Regions from separate parts of the Homo sapiens genome. Here region 1 is linked to region 2. Evidence: read pairs that join two places in POLR2A ChIA-PET (ENCODE). Cell type or tissue: endothelial cell of umbilical vein. All regions are shown on one strand. Each heading gives the region's core, and the rest is flanking DNA. Links, peaks and the distances in the headings are about the cores only.

Region 1 (4,387 bases), core at 307-4,306, 84 kb after region 2:
AGTAGGTGTTCAGGAAAAGTTGGGAGTGTGAACTAGGCACTAACAGGCTGGGATGAAGCAGTCTGGACTTAATGCCCTTGCTAGCTTTACCAGCGCCCCAGACGTGCTTCCATTTCTCTTTTCCTGGTGCAATTCCAGGGCAAAGGAACTTCTGAGTCCTTTCTAATCAAGCTGTTAATAGGGGAGTCCTGACACCAGACATTGATTTTTCACCAAAGGGGAGGAGGCTTCTCCCCTGTGTTCTGCACCCCAGCAGTCAGTTCAGAGTTTTAGGCTGCAGTCTCTGCTGTTATCATGGGCACAGCCTGCTTCGGCTGCCCTGGGGCCTAATTTCCTCACATCAGTGTCAGTGCCCTCATCCCTGGGATGCTCAGATTTCAAAAGGAGTCACAGCTAAGGCCTCCATGAGTGGACTCATTTCCCTCACCCATTTCTCCCCACTCTCCAATCACTGTGAGGCCCCAGACCCCTCTGAGAACACCCACCACCCTCAAAATTTCCCCAGCGGCCCAGGCTGGAACCAGACCCTTCACACTGCAGGAGAAGCCCGCTCTCGATCCAGCCCCGCAGAAGACCCCAGGTGTGACATATTTAGCTCAGAGCCTCACCTGCTGCAGGAAGAGTCACAGACCTGCTGCTTAAAAGCATTTCATGTATGCTTTCCTTTACCTTCTAGCAGGGGGTGAGCAAGGAGTGGACACCACGTCTAGGGAGCAATGGCTGGAGGCTGTAGCTGGAGCCTCCCACCTGCAACAGAGAGGCTGCCTTTCCCTGGGCCGAGGGGCCTGTGGCTGCCAGGCCTGTATCTGTGCTCCAAGCCCTGTTCCCCTGGAGGGGAAGGACCAGCATCTGCCTGTAAAGGGGGCTGTCTGGCAAGGCATCCTCATTTCTATTCACACAGTTCACGGCCTCTGATGTTCTCAGCAGAGAGGAGTGGTGGCTGCAGAGCTTTTCTCTGGCTTCCTTCCAAATACTTTGGGATTCAGTCACCCTTTCTTCTCCTAGAGGACACAGGTAGCTTGATCAAGCTATGGGTTCAGGAAAGATGTTAAGATTTCAACCCCTGCCTTAATGGATGCCTTCTATATCAGCCAGGGTTCTCCAGAGAAACGGAACTAATAGCATAGAAATTATATATATAATATACGATTTATTATAAGGAATCAGCTCCTGTAACCATGGAGGCCGAGAAGTCCCGCGATCTGCAGTTAGCAAGCTGGAGACCCAGGAGCGGGAACTGGTATAGTTCCAGTCCAAAAGCCTGCAGGCTTGAGACCCAAGAAGAGCGGATGTTTCAGTTCCAGTCCAAAGGCAGCAAAAGACCAATGTCCCAACTCAAAGGCGGTCAGGAGAAACCCCTCTTACTTACAGCAGGGTCAGCTTTTGTTCTGTTCAGGCCGACTGACTGATCGGATGAGGCCTTCCCACATTGGGGAGGGCGAGCTGCTTTACTCAGTCTACTGATTTGAATCTTAATCTCATCCAGAAACACCCTCACGGACACACCCAGGATCATCTTTGGCCCAAATACCTGGGCACCTTGTGGCCTGGTCAAGTTGACATGTAAAATTCACTGTCCCACCATCTACTACAAAGACATTGGCTCTGGCTACAATTTTTATTTGAATCTGTGCTTTGGGCAGGGAGTGTCAAGGCAGGAAAAAAAAAATAAATAAAGGCCCAAACAATAATACTAAGCAGGGCTGGAGAATTCCTTCCATGATGACGGAACTTTTCCTCTGGCACTCCCTTCCCAATAAATAAATCCTGCCCACTCCCAGGAGATGCGGTGTCTGCCTCTTCTCCGCCCCCCAGCAAATAAAAGAAATAACACGCTTCCCAGTCGCAGCTGCTCCACACCTCAGCATATGCTCTGCCTCACTTGCTTCCTCACTGTTAAAATGACAACGGACGCCGTCTTCGGTGCTTCCAACACCCTCGGTTCCCTCTCGCGGCCCGGCCTTCCTACGCTGCTACGTTGTGCATTACCCACAACAGCAAAAATGTTCCACTGGTGGTTTCAAGATTCCTAAAAAAATAGATTCAAAACATCTTTAATACTCTCTGAAGAAGCAATACATCACAGGAAAAGCTGTAACCTTTCCTGTTGCTGATACTATCCAGACTGCGGGCTGATGAGGACGGTAACTGCAGCCAATTCGTATTCTGCGTGGCTGCCGCTGGAGGTGCACAGGAGCTGGTCCACCCACCCTCCACACTCCCAACCAAGGAAGCTGCTGAATTTCTGAGTGTTTGCCTAATGCCCTTTTATATAACCTGAAAAGAGTCACAGTACTTGAAGGCAGTATTTTCCAAGAAACAGCCTTCCCCTATTAACGCAACATCCCTGAAAATAATACTGCTGTTTCTACGGCAGTGACAGGCCCTGCATGGAACGCATTTTTCCTTCCTTTTTTCCCCATCACAGAGCCACGGGCAAGAAGCTGCGGCGGCAGAGCCTCGTCAAAGCCAGCTGGACAGAGGGATGGCTACTTGCATTGTTAAGTAGGAGCGCTTCACAGTGACCATGGGCCAGCCTGGAACTGCCTTCCCCCAGGACGGGGGGACAGGCGTGAGTGGGTGTGAAGCACAGGGAAGCTTCTCTGCCTGGTGATCCCAAGAGGGCCTGCAACAGGTGCCCTGCCTGGCTGAAGGAGGAGGCTGCCGGGAAATCAGACTCGGATTTGCCAGGTTGTTTGAAGGTTAATGTTATGGGTAATCAAAGGGAGGAGACAAAAGACAGAAAAATGGAAACCCTTCAGAACAGTGAAAGGTTTCATTTACCTTTGGTAAATAAAAGTGTGTTCATATTTTCACAAGGATTCTTCTATTTCACCAGCTTACAACTCAAACCGGGCTGGGCAAACACGCTGCGATACGGCGGTCACGGCTGTAATTCAGAGAGAATGCTCAGAAATGGGAAACAAAAACACAAGGCAGGATGCCCCTTTGTGCTGGAAGTCAGAATCTCCATGTGTTCTTCTCGCTGCCCGCCGAGGTCTGAGCGGGGCCCTGCTGTGAATGACCCCGGGAACGGTGCCAGAGTCACACAGACTTGGTGCAGACAACAGAGCTACCTTTCAGGGGCTCTGTGTCCTTGGACAGGTCACTAGACTTCTCTGAACCCGTTCGCTCATTTCCAGAAAGGGATAAGATCTCTCTTACAGTTCATGGGGTGCGCAAGAATGATGGGTGCCAAGCCCATGACCCCAGGTTCTGGCAAGGAATCGGCCTCTCCAAAAATGATGGTTTTTATTATTCTCACTATTCTAGAAAATGTCTTTGTGAATTGTTTGCTTGATTGAAACGGTTTCTTTTTAATAAAATCTTGATTTTAAAAAGCCCGAAGTCACCTCTGTTTTCTTTATTCAGCAGAATAGGATGCGGGGCGAGGACAACATTTAGAGACTTGGTAAATGTTTTTTTCTTTAACTTACATTGCCGTGTGTGTGCGTGTTTCTCCTTTCATCTTTCCCTGGCTCCCCCAATTTAAGAAAGGTTAGTTTAGGTAAAATGAGCATTACAAGGCTCCCACAACCTCCGCAGCCTTTCTGTCACAGGATTAAAGAGAAGAATGAACCCCAGGCTGAGTATGAACTTTTTGTAGGGCTCAAGAGAACAGAACCCCAGGCTGAGGAGGGAGAGGCAGACTTGGAGTGTGGGAGGACAGGGTAAGGGGTGTAACCTCATGGTCAGGCTGCTACTAGGGGAGCATGGCAGAAGCAGACCTGGCTCAGTGGCCAATAGCAGAGAGGTCCACCCTCCAGGCCAGGACCCATAGGTCCAGTGAGGTCTTCCTTGCTGAGAGCTCCAAGGGGACTGACCCTTGGGTCCCTTAGGAGGAGGGATCAAGGCCACCAGAACTGGAAGCCCAGAGGCCACAGTGAGCCTGATTCCCAAAAGAGAAGCAGAGGGGGTCTGGGGAGGGAATATCTGCCATCTTTCATCTGACAGGGGACAGACATAGGCACTGGCTGTGCTGATGAGAAAGGAACAGCGACGCTGACGTGCAGGAAGGCTGGCGCAGCTGAACAAGGTCATGGTCACTTCACTCTAATCTGACATCCTCAGCACGGTCTGTGTCCACGCAGTGACCCTAACAGGTGCATAACCATCAGGCTGCAAATGAGGGGTCTGGGGATGTGAAGCCCCCTAGACTGGAATAATGGGATTTCTCAGAGGGCCCCAGGAGCTGGGGTGGGCAGCCCATGGAAAGTGCAACTTCAGCAACTTCCCTCCGCCCAGAGCACCAGTGCAGGTGCTCCGGCCCGGCTCGCAGGTCCACCGTGAGAGGCAGTGCGGCTCACACAGAGCCCGGGGACGTCCTCCCTGGCCACCGCACCCCTTTCTACAGGCTGACTCAGAGCTCCCTGCAGCAGAGACACAC
Region 2 (4,387 bases), core at 319-4,318:
GCTGGGGGCTCGGCAACTCCTGCCACCCTCTAGATCTGGGTCTGCAGAGCTGTTGGGCTTAGCCTGACTTCTGGGCATGGGATACTGAACAAATCAGCAAGGCAGGGATGCGACCCTGGCCCTGGGCTGAGGACACCGCTGGTTCTCACCAATCATTGGGGACTCGATGAAGCTCCACGTGTTGGTCTGAGGAACGTAAGACTGGAGGACGCCGGCAGCTCGGCCTGCCTCGTTCACCCCACCAAACACGTAGATCTTGCCGCCACACACTGTGGCTGCAGCAGAGTGTACTGCCTTGGGCAGAGGGGCCACCGCCTCCCATTGGTTGGTGATGGTGTCGTACCTGCAGGAGAGGAGAAAAAGAGCCCAGGGTCAAGATGGACCTTGTGCGGGGCAGAGGTCACAAGCAAGGGCAGCAAACTGCCATCTGCTCCTCGCCCTCAGCATGGCCAGCATAGCCTGAGATCACACCAGCAGTGGGGGGCACTGCGATGAGACACTCAAGACCTCCTGGGGTCTCGTCCAAACTAGCCCTCTCGGCCTTCCTCTGGAACATCAGTGGGCTCTTTCTGCCTATGGCAGCGTCTGTGCAGAATTCCTGTCTCCATCCCTTTGCTCACACAGTGCTCCCCTCCTCTCTATCCAGCTCAGTCCTACCCTTGCATTCCGCAATGCTGGACTGAGCATTTGCTTTATAGCCAGGCCCCAGGCTGGAAACTGGAGAAACGTGCTGGATGAAGCACCATTCCTGCCCTCGAGGTGCTTATGGCCTCGTGGGGAAGGCAGCCAAATAAAACACACAAAGAATAATTACATGCAGGATGCTGAGTGGTCTGAAGGTGAGAAACCCAAGGTGCACATGGCAGGGGGCACCCAGCAGCTCCAATAGGTCATATTAGCTTTCTGGAGGCGCTGATACCCAGGCTGGGCCTTGAAGAGTGAATAAGCTACTAGCTAGGTGGATGGGAAGCAGGACTGAGTGGGCACAGGGAAAACATTACAGGTGAAGGGAGAGCAGTAGGCAAAGGTGGCATTTTGGGAGAATTTATAGTGCAGACAGTCCCCGACTTAGGATTTTTTGACTTTATCATGGTGCAAAATGATTGCAATTTTGATGTAATATACAGTGTTCAATAAAATCCATGAGATATCTGACATTTTATTATAAAATAGGCTTTGTGTTAGATGCTTTTGCCCAGCTGTAGGCTAATGTAAGTGTTCAGAGCATGTTTAAGGTAAGCTGGCTGAACTATGATGTTCAGTAGGGCAGGTGTATTAAATGCATTTTTGCCTTAGAATATTTTCAACTTATAATGAGTTTATCAGGACATAACCCCATCATCAGTCAAGGTGCTCCCATAGTATGGAATGGCTGGAAGTGGGGGGTAGTTAAAAAGAGCCATGTGGGCTGGGCGCGATGGCTCACGCCTATCATCCCAGCACTTTGGGAGGCCGAGGTGGGCGGATCATCTGAGGTCGGGAGTTCGAGACCAGGCTCACCAACATGGAGAAACCCCGTCTCTACTAAAAATACAAAAAAAAAAAAAAATTAGCTGGGCATGGTGGCACATGCCTGTAATTCCAGCTACCCAGCTACCCAGCTACCCGGCTGAGGCAGAAGAACTGCTTGAACCTGGGAGGCAGAGGCTGCGGTGAGCCAAGATCGCGCCATTGCACTCCAGCCTGGGCAACGAGCAAAACTCCGTCTGAAAAAAAAAAAAAAAAAAAAAAAAAAGCAAAAAAAAGCCATGTGTGCGAAGCTAAAGGAGTTGGGCTTTATCTAGAGTGCAGTGGGTGAAGGTTTGTTTGTTTGAGGCAGGGTCTTGCTCTGTTGCCTAGGCTAGAATGCAGTGAGTGGCATGATTATGGCTCACTGCAGCCTTGATCTTCTGGGCTTAAACAATTCTCCCACCTCAGCCTCCTGAGTAGCTGGGACTACAGGTGTGCACCATCATGCCTGGCTAATTTTTTGATTTGTCGTAGAGATGAGGTCTCCCTATGTTGCCCAGGCTGGTCTCGAACTCCTGAGCTTAAGCAATCCTCCCACCTTGGCCTCCTAAAGTGCTGGGATTACAGATGTGAGCCACAGCACCTGACTGCCCTGAAGGTTTTAAGCAGGAAAATAATGTGATCAAATTTGGCATCTAGAGAGATCACTGTGTCTGCAGGATGGAGTATGTCCTGGAATGAAGAGGTCAGAAGCGGGGAGACTAGTTGGACTAGTCTGCACAAGAAATTTGGTGAGATGCGACAGTGGCTTGGACCAAGGAATGACAAAAGAGTATGAGGACAGGAGAACAGAAGGAGAGGGGAATGGGTGTGTTTGCTCATTGAGATAGTTGCCAAGGATGGTTCAGGGTCTGGCTTGGGACTGGTGGATGGTGACACTACTGGTGGGATGGGAAGGTTGAGGGAGGAGGGTGATTTCAGTTTTCTTCACAGGAAGTTTACAGTATTTGTGGGCAACAGATTGGAGATGTGCAGCAGACAGTCAGATATTTGGGTGTGGATTAAATATTCAGCTGTGGGATCTCTGGCACAAAGCTGGAAATGGAAGCTCAGGAGTGTGCTGGGGAGATGTGAAGTGCATGGGGGCTGAGGACAAACTGGGGAAATGTAGTCTTTAAGAGGGGAGCTGAGAGGCGTCCTCAGAGGGCAGCCAAGGTCCCAACAGCGAGTGAGTGGCTGTGCCCCTGAAGGTGAGGGCTTCAAGGATGGAGGATGGAATCTCCAGCAGGCCACTGCTCTGTAGTCAAGGGCACTTCAACCGGAACAAGAGGTGCAGAACCCATTTGTGTCAGTGGAGACCGTGGGTGTAGACTTCTTTTGGAAGAAATTTAGCTGTGAAGAGGCACAGAAGGTAGGACCTAGAAAAGAATCCGGAGCTGAGAGGGGTCAATGGAATGCTGATGAATGTTTAACAGCCAGCTCTCTAGGGAAAACGTCATGGTTTGTAGCGTTTGCTGGTTTCTGCGATGTCACTCCTCCCACTTGGCTGATTTCAAGCTACCATAGGGATGTTGCTGAACATGGAGTTGGAAAGAGATGTGCTGTGGCCACCATTCTCTGGAATCTCCTCCCTGGAGAGGCGCAATAGGCATATATAACCTCAAGGCCCAAGAGAGTAGTAACATGTAGTAAAAAATTAGGAAGTGATGAATTTTGAGTATGGATTACCTTTGTTTTTAATATGTGTATATAATTTTTAATAATTAAAAATTGTTAAATTTTTGTGGTTAAAACAACTGGCTCAGAGTTCCTGTAATTTTAACTTCAGATCTCACGAGCCAGCAGAAAACAGGTCTTGTTTTAATTTTTAAGGGGAATGTTTAATTGTGTTTACATGCTAAAATAGGAAGGAGTCCAACTGGATAATGAAAGATTAAATGTGTATGAAAGAGACGGGAGTGCTGATGATGGAAGGCTTCCAGGAGGTGGATGCAAATGGAATCCAAAGTGCAGAGGGAACGTGGAGTCCATTTGCACAGGAGAGAGGAAGTCAAGGATGGCACGAGTGTAGCTGTATTTGTAGGAATGACTGCAGGAAGGTGAGCAAGTTCTTGACTGATGGCTCCATTTTCTCTGTGAAGCAGGAGTCAGAGTTGACCAAAGTAGTGGGGGAGTCTGTAGGGTCAGATCTCTGAAGAGAGAGGTCAAGACAGGAAATAACTGCTCATGAGAGTAGGAGAAAGTGCTGAAGAGGGAAACCCAGAAAGGCTGCCTTGCAGTGTGAAGGACCCGGTAGAGGATGGGGGCCTTCCCTTCTCGTGTGGTGGGGCCAGTGTGTTATGGGGTGGGATTTCCTCCATCAGCATTCAGCCCCCAGGGCTGGGCGCCGAGAAGGCAAACGGTTGGGTTGAACAGATCTGCTGATGTGGGGTGCAGGACAAAGCAGCAGAGGAAAAGGATGAAGTGATAGAACATGAGTGCCAGACAAGACAGGGGAGAAAGGACAACAGGAGGCAGCTGCTGGGAAAAGCAGACTTGGGGTTCAGCAGCCTGGCCAGGTCACTGGGATGTTTGAGGTCTTGCTTCATGGGGAAGCTGGAATATCGGTCCTCAGTGTTTCTGTCGGGTTCCTTGGGGGCTGGTCTCCCAACTCCAGTTGCCTCCATACTTAGGCCCTCCCAGCAGGGGACACATCTACCGCCCACCATGCTGCTCACTGTTCGGTGAGTGCCTGGACGCAATGCGAGGCCTGGGCATGGCATGCTGTGCCACCAGGGTTGGGTCTGTCCCCAGCACATCTTTCCTGGGAGGCATACGGGGCCTGCTTTCTTTCTGTGAGCCTCCTTGGGACACCAGTCATAACTCAGTCACAGCCCAGAGCCCAGGAAGCTGGCCTCCCAGAGCCCGTGCCTCTGCCTCTGAGCGAGGGTGATGTGAC

Evidence for each region. ChIA-PET counts read pairs that join two places held together with the same protein. Peaks named below come from ENCODE experiments on the same cell type or tissue, not always from the same donor. Only the 100,000 strongest peaks of a DNase experiment are listed, where the experiment ranks them.
Region 1: POLR2A ChIA-PET joins it to region 2 with 6 read pairs; 3 of 35 experiments call an interaction of 5 or more read pairs at or near these places.

What each region holds. Positions count from the first base shown.
Region 1 is chr2:23,615,460-23,619,846 of GRCh38, reverse strand. The region is part of intron 3 of KLHL29 (kelch like family member 29); the gene reads right to left. LOC102723401 (a long non-coding RNA gene) reads left to right here and starts at 1,848. Exons shown (of 2, transcript XR_427010.4): 1 at 1,848-2,691; 2 at 2,840-3,344. In endothelial cell of umbilical vein, for the core only: a CTCF peak has its summit at 2,179; a DNase peak (open chromatin) is centred at 2,276.
Region 2 is chr2:23,699,142-23,703,528 of GRCh38, reverse strand. KLHL29 (kelch like family member 29) reads right to left here. Exons shown (of 14, transcript NM_052920.2): 12 at 150-343. It also overlaps a transcript of ATAD2B not described here. Among named protein-coding and RNA genes, the nearest start is that of ATAD2B, 230 kb to the left of the region's middle. RefSeq lists an enhancer at 1-772. In endothelial cell of umbilical vein, for the core only: no CTCF peak of the experiment used is centred there; no DNase peak of the experiment used is centred there.